Linked DNA regions of Homo sapiens: region 1 is linked to region 2. The links are chromatin loops, found by intact Hi-C in ENCODE. Cell type or tissue: mammary epithelial cell. All regions are shown on one strand. Region 1 overlaps TXNRD1 (thioredoxin reductase 1). Region 2 overlaps ALDH1L2 (aldehyde dehydrogenase 1 family member L2).

Region 1 (5,000 bases), 700 kb before region 2:
AGCTGTAGTTTTATATCCTTTAACAAATCTCTCCCTATCTCCTTCTCCCAACCCTTACCAGCCTCTAGTAATCTCTGTTCTACTTTTTACTTCTGTGAGTAAGCTAGCACAGCCACTGTGGTCAACAGTATGGAGGTTCCTCAAAAATCTGCAAATAGAGCTACCATATGATCCAGCAATCCCACTACTTAACTGGGCATTTATCCCAAGGAAGTCTTTTAGGGGTTCATAGGAGGAACTCTTTTCTCTGCCAAATGCTGGGTTCTGACTTGGATAGTATTTGGATTTGCTACTGGACCCACTGTTTTTATCGTCCAGACATATTCTGTGGGGAATGTGATATTCTGTGGGGAATGCGGTTCAGAAGTGGTCCACAGAATGTTTGTTATTAGTCCATAATGATAGAAGGCTAGAAACGAAGAAGAAAGTTTAGAAATTTTAACAATAATTTGACAGTGACTGATCTAGTAATAAACAATGGTGTTTTAATTTTACATGCCTTTTAAAATTTCATTTCCCCAGTACATTGTCAGTGAATTTCACAAGTGTTAGTCCAGTGGATGAATTAGAAATAATAATAATTTTTAAACCAGTCCTGAGTACTACTTTAAACTGAGTGCTCAAAAATAGCTGCAGCTCCAGAGCCAGCTGTGGTAGGCTGGCACAGTGACTCACTTTGGTAAAAATCCTGGGCAATTGAGAGCAGTCTTTGACTCTGAGGAGTAATTACTTACAAAAGTTGACAAATTCCTTAGCAAAGTAATTTCCAAAGGGAATTACTAGAATTCTAGAATTGCTGTAAGAGGAGAGGCTACTCTTGTTTGTCCTGTGTGAGAGGGATTCTCAGCGCCTGGGGCATTAGCAATGCATTTGCCGTATTCAGTGTGAGATGGGGTTGGTGGTCATTTATTCTGAACACCTGAGCCGCAGTCATTGAGTAGGAAACGGATTACACATAGTTATGAAGTTCACTTGTAGAGGAGAAAAACAATAGTTCAAGAGGAAAACATTTGAAAATACTTCCTTGTAATGTCTTAAATGAATTTTAGTGCCAAATATTAAAAGTTTTTGTGTTTTTTGTTTGTTTTTAATTTAATAGTCAATATAATCCCACTCTAAAGTGAGGGAGCCTTCTGCGGCTGGAAGTGGTGGGGACAGATAAGAGTATGTGAGGTGGAAAGCCTCCAGCAGCTCCTGACCCTTGTACGAGTCCTGTGTGTTGGGATGGAAGGGCATGGAGGCTGCCCCTTCTGCTCATTTTTTAAAAATACATGTTTTTATAAAAATTCTAAAACAGTTGTGTACGAATGAAATCTGTCAATTGACCCAAGCAGTTTTTTTCATTTATTTGAGATAGGGTTCCTGTCACCCAGGCTGGAGTGCAGTGGTGTGATCTCAGTTCACTGCAGCCTTGACCTTTCAAGCTCAAGCGATGTTCCTGCCTCAGTCTCCTGAGTAGCTGGGACCACAGGTACATGCCACTGTTTCCAGCTAATATATATATATATATTTGAGACAGGGTCGCATTATGTTGCCCAGGCTGGTCTCAAACTCCTGGGCTCAAGCAATCCTCCCGCCTTGGCTTCCCAAAGTGCTGGGATTGCAGGCGTGAGCCACGGTGCCTGGCCAGTTTTTTATTTAGACTGATCAACGATGGCAGTTTGGCTTCCTCCATCTTTTTAACATAAGAACAACATCAATATGAGAAAAAACAGATAAGAGCTCATTTTGGTGGATTTAGTTTTGTATCCACATCTCCTACAAGTTCTATTTCTAAATCAGTTTCTGAGAAATAGAACCCAGGCTTGCAAATTGATAAGCCTGGAATTTGTTTAAATGTATTCTTTGGCTCTTTATTTTTTTCCTCATTATAAAAATGGAAAAGAAAGCATGTTTGAATTGCCCTTAATACCCCTTTCTAACACAGTTATTTTTATTATCATGTATTGTTTCCCCGTCCTCATCTGTACTCCTACATTTTTTTTAAACAAAGGAATTTTATTGCCTTTCCAAAAAAGTTGTACTAGTTTATAATGTCACCAGCATTGCATATAAGAGTGCTAATTAAAATGTTGCAAAATTCAGTGTCAATGTTTTTTCTATAATGAGTATAAAAAGGATAACTATTGGCCAGGCACAGTGGCTCATGCCTGTAATCTAAGCACTTTGGGAGGCCGAGGCAGGTGGGTCACCTGAGGTCAGGAGTTTGAGACAAGCCTGGTCAACGTGGTGAAACCCTGTCTCTACTAAAAATCCAAAAATTATCCGAGCATGGTGGCAGGTGCCTGTAATCCCACCTACTCGGGAGGCTGAGGCAGGAGAATCGCTTGAACCTAGGAGGCAGAGGTTGCAGTGAGCCAAGATTGTGCCGCTGCACTCCAGCCTGGGTGACAGAGTGAGACTGTCTCAAAAATAAAAATAATAATAAAATAACGATTTCAAGGATTTTAGCATATCTTTGCTAACAATGATGAGCCTCTTTCTTCTTATAATGATTTTTTTTTTTGGATATGAATTATCCATATTTTCTAATGCATTTGTATTTTAAAACTTTTTAAGATACTGGCCATTAGTATTTGGTCTGGATTTTTTTGAGAAGTAAAGGCTTTGTCACCCTCTGAGGCTAAAACAGACTAAAGACTTTTCTCAGTATTGTTCCTCCCTTACACAAAACTGTTTTCCCCCTTATTCACAAGTATTTTTGTTTTTACGTACAGGCAATCTTGAGCAGTAGCAAGTAAAGATTGTCTAAAACTGTCAAGTCCACAACCATCAAATGTTTGCAAGGATATGAAACAAGGAGAACTTGTTAGTCACTGCAAATGAGAGTATAGGTTGGTTCAGGTACCTTGAAAATCTAGTCAAGCCAAAGTTTCACCTGCCCTCTGACTCAGCAGTTGTACTCCAGCTCTGTGTGCAAGGAGATGTGCTGGAATGTCACAGCATCGTATTGCAAAGAGCATATTGGCAACAGCTTGGATGGCCAGCAGAAGGAGCCCAAATGTGTGATTCATATTCACTAGTCGAATAATTGAATACTACAATATACACCATATATACTACACTGTATGTGTTGTTCTATACTATAGTGATTGACTCGAACTCCATTCAGTGAAAAAAATGGAAGAATTAGCTATTTGTATCCATATGGGATACAAAAAAGCAGGGTAACAAAAGAATCTACATCATCTTGCCATTTGCAGGTAAAGCTTCTTAAAAAAACAAGAGAAATGCAGGAAGAAATGCCTAGGAATGATAAGACCAACTCGGTGGAGGGAAAGGAGGAAAAGGCCAATGGGGTGGCACACACAGGGCTAACTGGGCACTTTATACCCTTCTTTATATCCAAAATATTTTATGGTGAATTTCTTTTAGAGGGTTGACAAGCACCTGTGGGTACCTGATCTGTTTTAATCATCCTCATGCTAACAAAATTCTTCAGTAGATATAACCTAAATTTTTTTTCTCTTTCATCTTGGTTTTAAAATGTCTTCCCCCTTTTATTCTCTGGAGAAATAGAAGATATCCTTGATCATACTACTTCTCTGTTTTATTCATTTTGGTAGTCGCCTAAGATGGTTTTAATGCATATGGCATTATCTGAACTGTTCCCTGTTACCTCATTTGCTCAGGCATCTGAAGATGTTGTGCTTTCTCTTCCCCTGCAGGTATTCACAACATTGTCTGTGACCAAGCGCTCTGGGGCAAGCATCCTCCAGGCTGGCTGCTGAGGTTAAGCCCCAGTGTGGATGCTGTTGCCAAGACTGCAAACCACTGGCTCGTTTCCGTGCCCAAATCCAAGGCGAAGTTTTCTAGAGGGTTCTTGGGCTCTTGGCACCTGCGTGTCCTGTGCTTACCACCGCCCAAGGCCCCCTTGGATCTCTTGGATAGGAGTTGGTGAATAGAAGGCAGGCAGCATCACACTGGGGTCACTGACAGACTTGAAGCTGACATTTGGCAGGGCATCGAAGGGATGCATCCATGAAGTCACCAGTCTCAAGCCCATGTGGTAGGCGGTGATGGAACAACTGTCAAATCAGTTTTAGCATGACCTTTCCTTGTGGATTTTCTTATTCTCGTTGTCAAGTTTTCTAGGGTTGAATTTTTTTCTTTTTTCTCCATGGTGTTAATGATATTAGAGATGAAAAACGTTAGCAGTTGATTTTTGTCCAAAAGCAAGTCATGGCTAGAGTATCCATGCAAGGTGTCTTGTTGCATGGAAGGGATAGTTTGGCTCCCTTGGAGGCTATGTAGGCTTGTCCCGGGAAAGAGAACTGTCCTGCAGCTGAAATGGACTGTTCTTTACTGACCTGCTCAGCAGTTTCTTCTCTCATATATTCCCAAAACAAGTACATCTGCGATCAACTCTAGCCAAATTTGCCCCTGTGTGCTACATGATGGATGATTATTATTTTAAGGTCTGTTTAGGAAGGGAAATGGCTACTTGGCCAGCCATTGCCTGGCATTTGGTAGTATAGTATGATTCTCACCATTATTTGTCATGGAGGCAGACATACACCAGAAATGGGGGAGAAACAGTACATATCTTTCTGTCTTTAGTTTATTGTGTGCTGGTCTAAGCAAGCTGAGATCATTTGCAATGGAAAACACGTAACTTGTTTAAAAGTTTTTCTGGTAGCTTTAGCTTTATGCTAAAAAAAATAATGACATTGGGTATCTATTTCTTTCTAAGACTACATTAGTAGGAAAATAAGTCTTTTCATGCTTATGATTTAGCTGTTTTGTGGTAATTGCTTTTTAAAGGAAGTTATTAATATCATAAGTTATTATTAATATTTTGAACACAGGTGGATGTGAAGGATTTTCATTTAAAAACCAAGTGGTTTTGACTTTTTCTGTTGAATGAACAACTGTGCCTTGTGGAATTTTTGCAGAAGTGTTTATGCTTTGTTAGCATTTCAACTTGCATTATTATAAAGAGGTATTAATGCCTCAGTTATGTGTTTGTCAATGTACTGGCTGAGGATTCTATCTCAGCT
Region 2 (5,000 bases):
CATTTACTTATTTGCTTAATCCTAAAACATAGAGAAAGTAATTTGAGAATTGTTAAGCCATGTCCCTATGAAAAAGAAGCCTATTAATTAGAGTTTAATATGTATTTGGGTTTTTTTGTTGTTGTTGTTTTGCGTTGCCTTTATCCTGAGGACATATAGTCCAAAGTTAGTCAAAAGTGACTTGGGTTCATGCTTCCTCATTCTCTTCAATGGGGTCATGTTATTCATTTGAAATATGGCTTAATTTGTTTTGTTTATATTTAATTTTAGGGTTTTGGCCCCATCTTTGTTGATTATATTTCTTTTCTTTGCTGTCATTAAATATGGGGACTATGCTTCCAAAAGTCAGGACTATTCAAAACATCCATTCAGAGAATGTTGTTCTCCCACCCTCCTTTCCACCCCATTCATCCCATGTTCTATAGATAATTTCATTAGTCTCTAGTTTATCTTTCCTGTTTCCTTTTATTCAAATCAGCAAATACATATTTTCTTATTTTCCCTTCTTTCTCACATAAAAAGTGGCATAATATGGATCTCACCTTAAACATCTATTATAGCAATGCAAATCTCCAAAGCAAAATGAAAGCAATACCTTCACACTCTTAAAAACCAACGTCCATTCAGTCTTAAGTCAGTATTTGGTTAGCTTGGACTCTAAAAATGGGGTGTGCAAGAGGATCCATTGAGGTGGGAAAAGAAAATAGTGGAACTTTTATTTATATATTTTAGCTGACAAAGATATGAAATAAATGAACCATAACTAACATTTATTGTATGGCTGGATAACGCTGCTCTCACACAGTCTGAATGAAGGTCATATGGTCATGGGTCACAAAGGTACAGGCAGTGTCCCAGGAAAGAATAGGAGCTCACAAGACCAAGAGGGTGGCAGTGGTTCCTTCCCTTGCTCATTTGCCTTCAGAAGATTGCCCTCTGATGAAGTTTACAGGCCTGATTACATGGGTTCACAGGCTATGTTGTTATTTTAATTAAGCTTGTCTTTGTAAAATGTACAAGTGGCCAAAAAATGTGCATAGAAACTGCACAATAAATAATAATGGTAGCAAACAAACAAGAAAGAGGCAGGGCCACCACTTTTCCTCCTTCTAGTAACAGATCCACGACAGTCACATTGTGAGGTTTGTAAATCGTCAATGTAGACTTAACTCGATGAGAAGTTGGCCCAAAATATTTGAAGTTATCAACACTGTTGAAATAGTGGATTTACATCTAGTGTAGTTGAAGATGATCCTAGCCCAAGTATATCTGATTATGCCTTGGTATGAAACCATCATAATTAGAAAGATGTTTAAAAACTAACTATCCTGAATTAATTATAATTCTTTTAAAGTAAGAATATAAAGGTTTTAAAATGTGATTTATAAATAAAATAAATGGTTTCATCTCCATCACAACTCTTTTCATTTTTATTGGTTTTCTTCCATTTGGCTATCCAGTGTCCCTGCAGGATTATAGGTTTGCATAATACATGGGAAAGCCTCTAGTATGGTTCTGGGCAAGTGTAGGTCATTGCTAAAAATGAGGTTAATAAAGTCAGAACTTGTCACACCTGGACCAGACCACACTAGGCCATGAAAATCTGTGCTTTCTTTTGTATGAAGCCAGGAGAGAATCTTTCACACATATAACAAAGCAGACAACAGGTTTAAGAGGAGTCATCTCAATTCAGTCCTCTTGACTTTCACACAGAGCCCTAATATTATAAATGCATCACTGCATAATATTATCCAATAAAATTAAAAAGTCCAGCATAACAATGGCACCTTTGGGTCTTTCATTCTCAGGATTTAAATTATCTTCAACTATAAAACTGCCAGTTTTAAACTGCAGATAGAGCCAGCCTGTAATTTCCATGGAGACAGAAACTTTGTGTATCTTCATCACTACTACCTATCTGGCAACTGGTATGCACTCAAAGAATGTTTGTAATTTTTGGACATTATATATACTCATTGCCATTCCTCAGTGATTAGCACTCATTGGATTTCATTTAGTGGTTCTCTATCCTGGCTGTGCCTTGGAAAAACGTGACGCTTTTAAGCAATACCAATGCGTGGTCTCCAACTCAGACCAATTAAATCAGATCCCTCCTTTTACAATGCTGATATGGGGCCCCATCTCTGCCAGTGGGGCCCAATATCAGCATTTTAAAAGGAGAACTTTAGGTGATTCTAATGTACAGCCAGTGTGGAGCTCTACTGGGCTAGATTACCTGTCTCCTCACTTCACTCAACTAGCTTCTTGCTGTTTAATGGGTTGTGCACCTATTAAACAAGAGTGGGAGACAGTACTCTTGTATAATGCTGGTGAGCTAATATGACCCCCATGGATGGATTTGTCAATATCTATCACACAAATACATGTATCTTTTAACTGAGGGATTCTGCTATTAGAAACATATACTATAAATATACTTGCACATGTGCATTATACTTACAAGGTTTATAAGGTTATTAACTGTAGCATGGTTTATACAGCAAAAGGAGAAAAAATCTGAATATCCATAATTATGGATTGATTAAGTAAAATATGTTTTATCTATACAATGGAAACTGCTAAAAAAAGTTAGAATTTTTTTTTTTGCTAAGTATATAGAATGCTACTTTTTGTGTGTGTTTTTAAAAATTTTATTGTGGTAAGAACATTTAACGTGAGCTCTACTCTCTTAACAAATTTTGAAGTATAAAATATAGTATTAATTAACTATAGGTACAATACTGCACAGAGGACCTCTAGAACTTATTCATCTTACATGATTGAAGTTTGTTTGTTTGTTTGTTTTTTGAGACAGAGTTTCACTCTTGTTGCCCAGGCTGGAGTGCAATGGTGCAACCTCCGCTCACTGCAACCTCTGCCTCCTGGGTTCAAACGATTCTCCTGCCTCAGCCTCTGGAGTAGCTGGGATTACAGGCATCCGCCACCATGCCCAGCTAATTTTTTGTATTTTTAGTAGAGATGGGGTTTCACCATGTTGGCCAGGCTGGTCTTGAACTCCTGACCTCAAGTGATCCACCCGCCTTGGCCTCCCAAAGTGCTGGGATTATAGGTGTGAGCCACCTTGCCTGGCCAGTAATTGAAACTTTATGCCCATTAATTAGCAATATATACATATACACATATATAATACTATATATATCTACATATAATAATATATATCTCTCTACATATACATAATGAAACTACATATTCATAAATATACACATATATATGTAGAGACTATCTCTGGGATATCTAAGCCACTAATAGATAACAATCACATTGGTTGTCTCTGGGAGGTAAACTGCTTGGCTGGGGAATAATGATAGAAGGGAGACATTTCACTATCTACCTCTTTGTATCTTTTGAATTTTGAAAACTTTGAACGTATACCTACTTTTTCAAATAAAATCGTTTTTAATGATTAAAACAAAATGGCCGTGGCCACATGACCATGTAGCTATGCCAAATGAAACTGTATTTTTTTAAACTCTGAAAGAAGAAATAAGAGTTGAGAGGTAACAAATTATAAACTTCTAGAATAAAGACCAAGTTTACTCCACGACTTATGCACCTCAGAATGCCTACTACCTAGTAAAGTTACCTGCAGATAACAGAAACCCAAGTAAGAAGTTTATTTTTCTTCTAATTTTACATAGTGCACTTTATATAGTAAAAGCTCAGCCAGTGTTAACTTGGCTGCCATATTTTTTTCTTAAAAAGCTATTGTAGCATTAAGAGATTTTTTTGAAAACTACCTGAACTATTTCTTAAAAGTATTTTCTTGTTATCCATCTGGATATATTTTTATAATTACAGACATTCTTTTACATGCTTTTCCCTCATCTTCTACATCTTCTCTCTCTCTCTCTCTCTCTCTCTCTCTCTCTCTCTCTCTCTCTATATATATATATATATATATATATATATTTTTTTTTTTTTTTTTTTTTTTTTTTTTTGTGAGACAGAGTCTTTGCTTTGTTGCCCAGGCTGGAATGCAGTGGCACGATCTCGGCTCATTGCAACCTCCGCCTTTACAATATTTTTGACAATTAAGTTTGAATACCTGCATAATACTTTTTTTGATGTCTGATAATTACTCTAAATAATTCCCTAATTGTTGGGCACTTGGCATTTTGCAAGAATTGAATTGGTTCGTAGAAAGTCATTGGACTTCACTGATGTGCACCATGCTTGCTTCTATTATTATGAAAATTTTAAATTGTGGAATCTCCATACAATGTATTAGGTAGCTATTAAAAATGAATATTTACTGACATGAAAAGTTGTCCATGATATATGAGAAAAATGCCATACCATCTCATTTTTGTTTGCTATTTATAAATATATTTCACTTTTTTGAAGTACTGGATATAAGAGAGGAGGCAATTCTGCACCTGGCCCTTTGTGGCCTTACCTGTGCTGGCTTGAGCACTAAGGTATTGCCTGCTGCCAAACACGCAGCACTCTTCCATGCCAGCATCATCAGCGGGTAGTTCCAGGGAATAATAATGGCACAGACACTGCAGGGGAAGAAATTCGACATGCTTAGTTGTTTCAAATAACACAACTCATGATTCACTCAGAGGCACTCTCCTTATCTTACCCGAGTGGCTCTTTCTTGGTGAAGGTCAGATTGCGATTTGGACGGGCCTGGTTGATTGGAATAGTAGAACCCTAAAGAATGAGAAAAGTTGATACTTATTTTACTAATTTAAATAAGTAAATTTCATCTCAAAGGATCCATTTTCTGTCTTCCTCTCTTACTTTTTGTTAGCTGATATGAAAAGAGCGTTTGTTGATAAGAACTATATTCATGCCAAAGAAGGAACAGCTATTTGTTTCTCAAGAGAACCATGAAACACAGAAGAATAAACATAATTCTAATTTAGTCCATTCCTAATTGCTTGGCCTGGCAGAGAATGTGAACTGCCTGCCTATTATCCACTCTCCCCTCTGTCCTTAGTAACAGAATCCCTATATTAATAATGGGGACAGGA

Evidence for each region. Hi-C counts contacts between places; a loop is a spot of excess contacts. Peaks named below come from ENCODE experiments on the same cell type or tissue, not always from the same donor. Only the 100,000 strongest peaks of a DNase experiment are listed, where the experiment ranks them.
Region 1: it touches region 2 in a loop (2.7-fold over the local background); 3 of 110 quality-filtered maps call a loop at or near these places.

The regions. Positions count from the first base shown.
Region 1 is chr12:104,344,685-104,349,684 of GRCh38, forward strand. TXNRD1 (thioredoxin reductase 1) reads left to right here. Exons shown (of 17, transcript NM_001093771.3): 17 at 3,669-5,000. The coding sequence ends at 3,737. Among named protein-coding and RNA genes, the nearest start is that of EID3, 43 kb to the left of the region's middle. In mammary epithelial cell, no CTCF peak of the experiment used is centred here; a DNase peak (open chromatin) is centred at 2,897.
Region 2 is chr12:105,042,293-105,047,292 of GRCh38, forward strand. It overlaps ALDH1L2 (aldehyde dehydrogenase 1 family member L2), which reads right to left. Exons shown (of 23, transcript NM_001034173.4): 14 at 4,607-4,677; 15 at 4,418-4,523. Among named protein-coding and RNA genes, the nearest start is that of ALDH1L2, 40 kb to the right of the region's middle. In mammary epithelial cell, no CTCF peak of the experiment used is centred here; no DNase peak of the experiment used is centred here.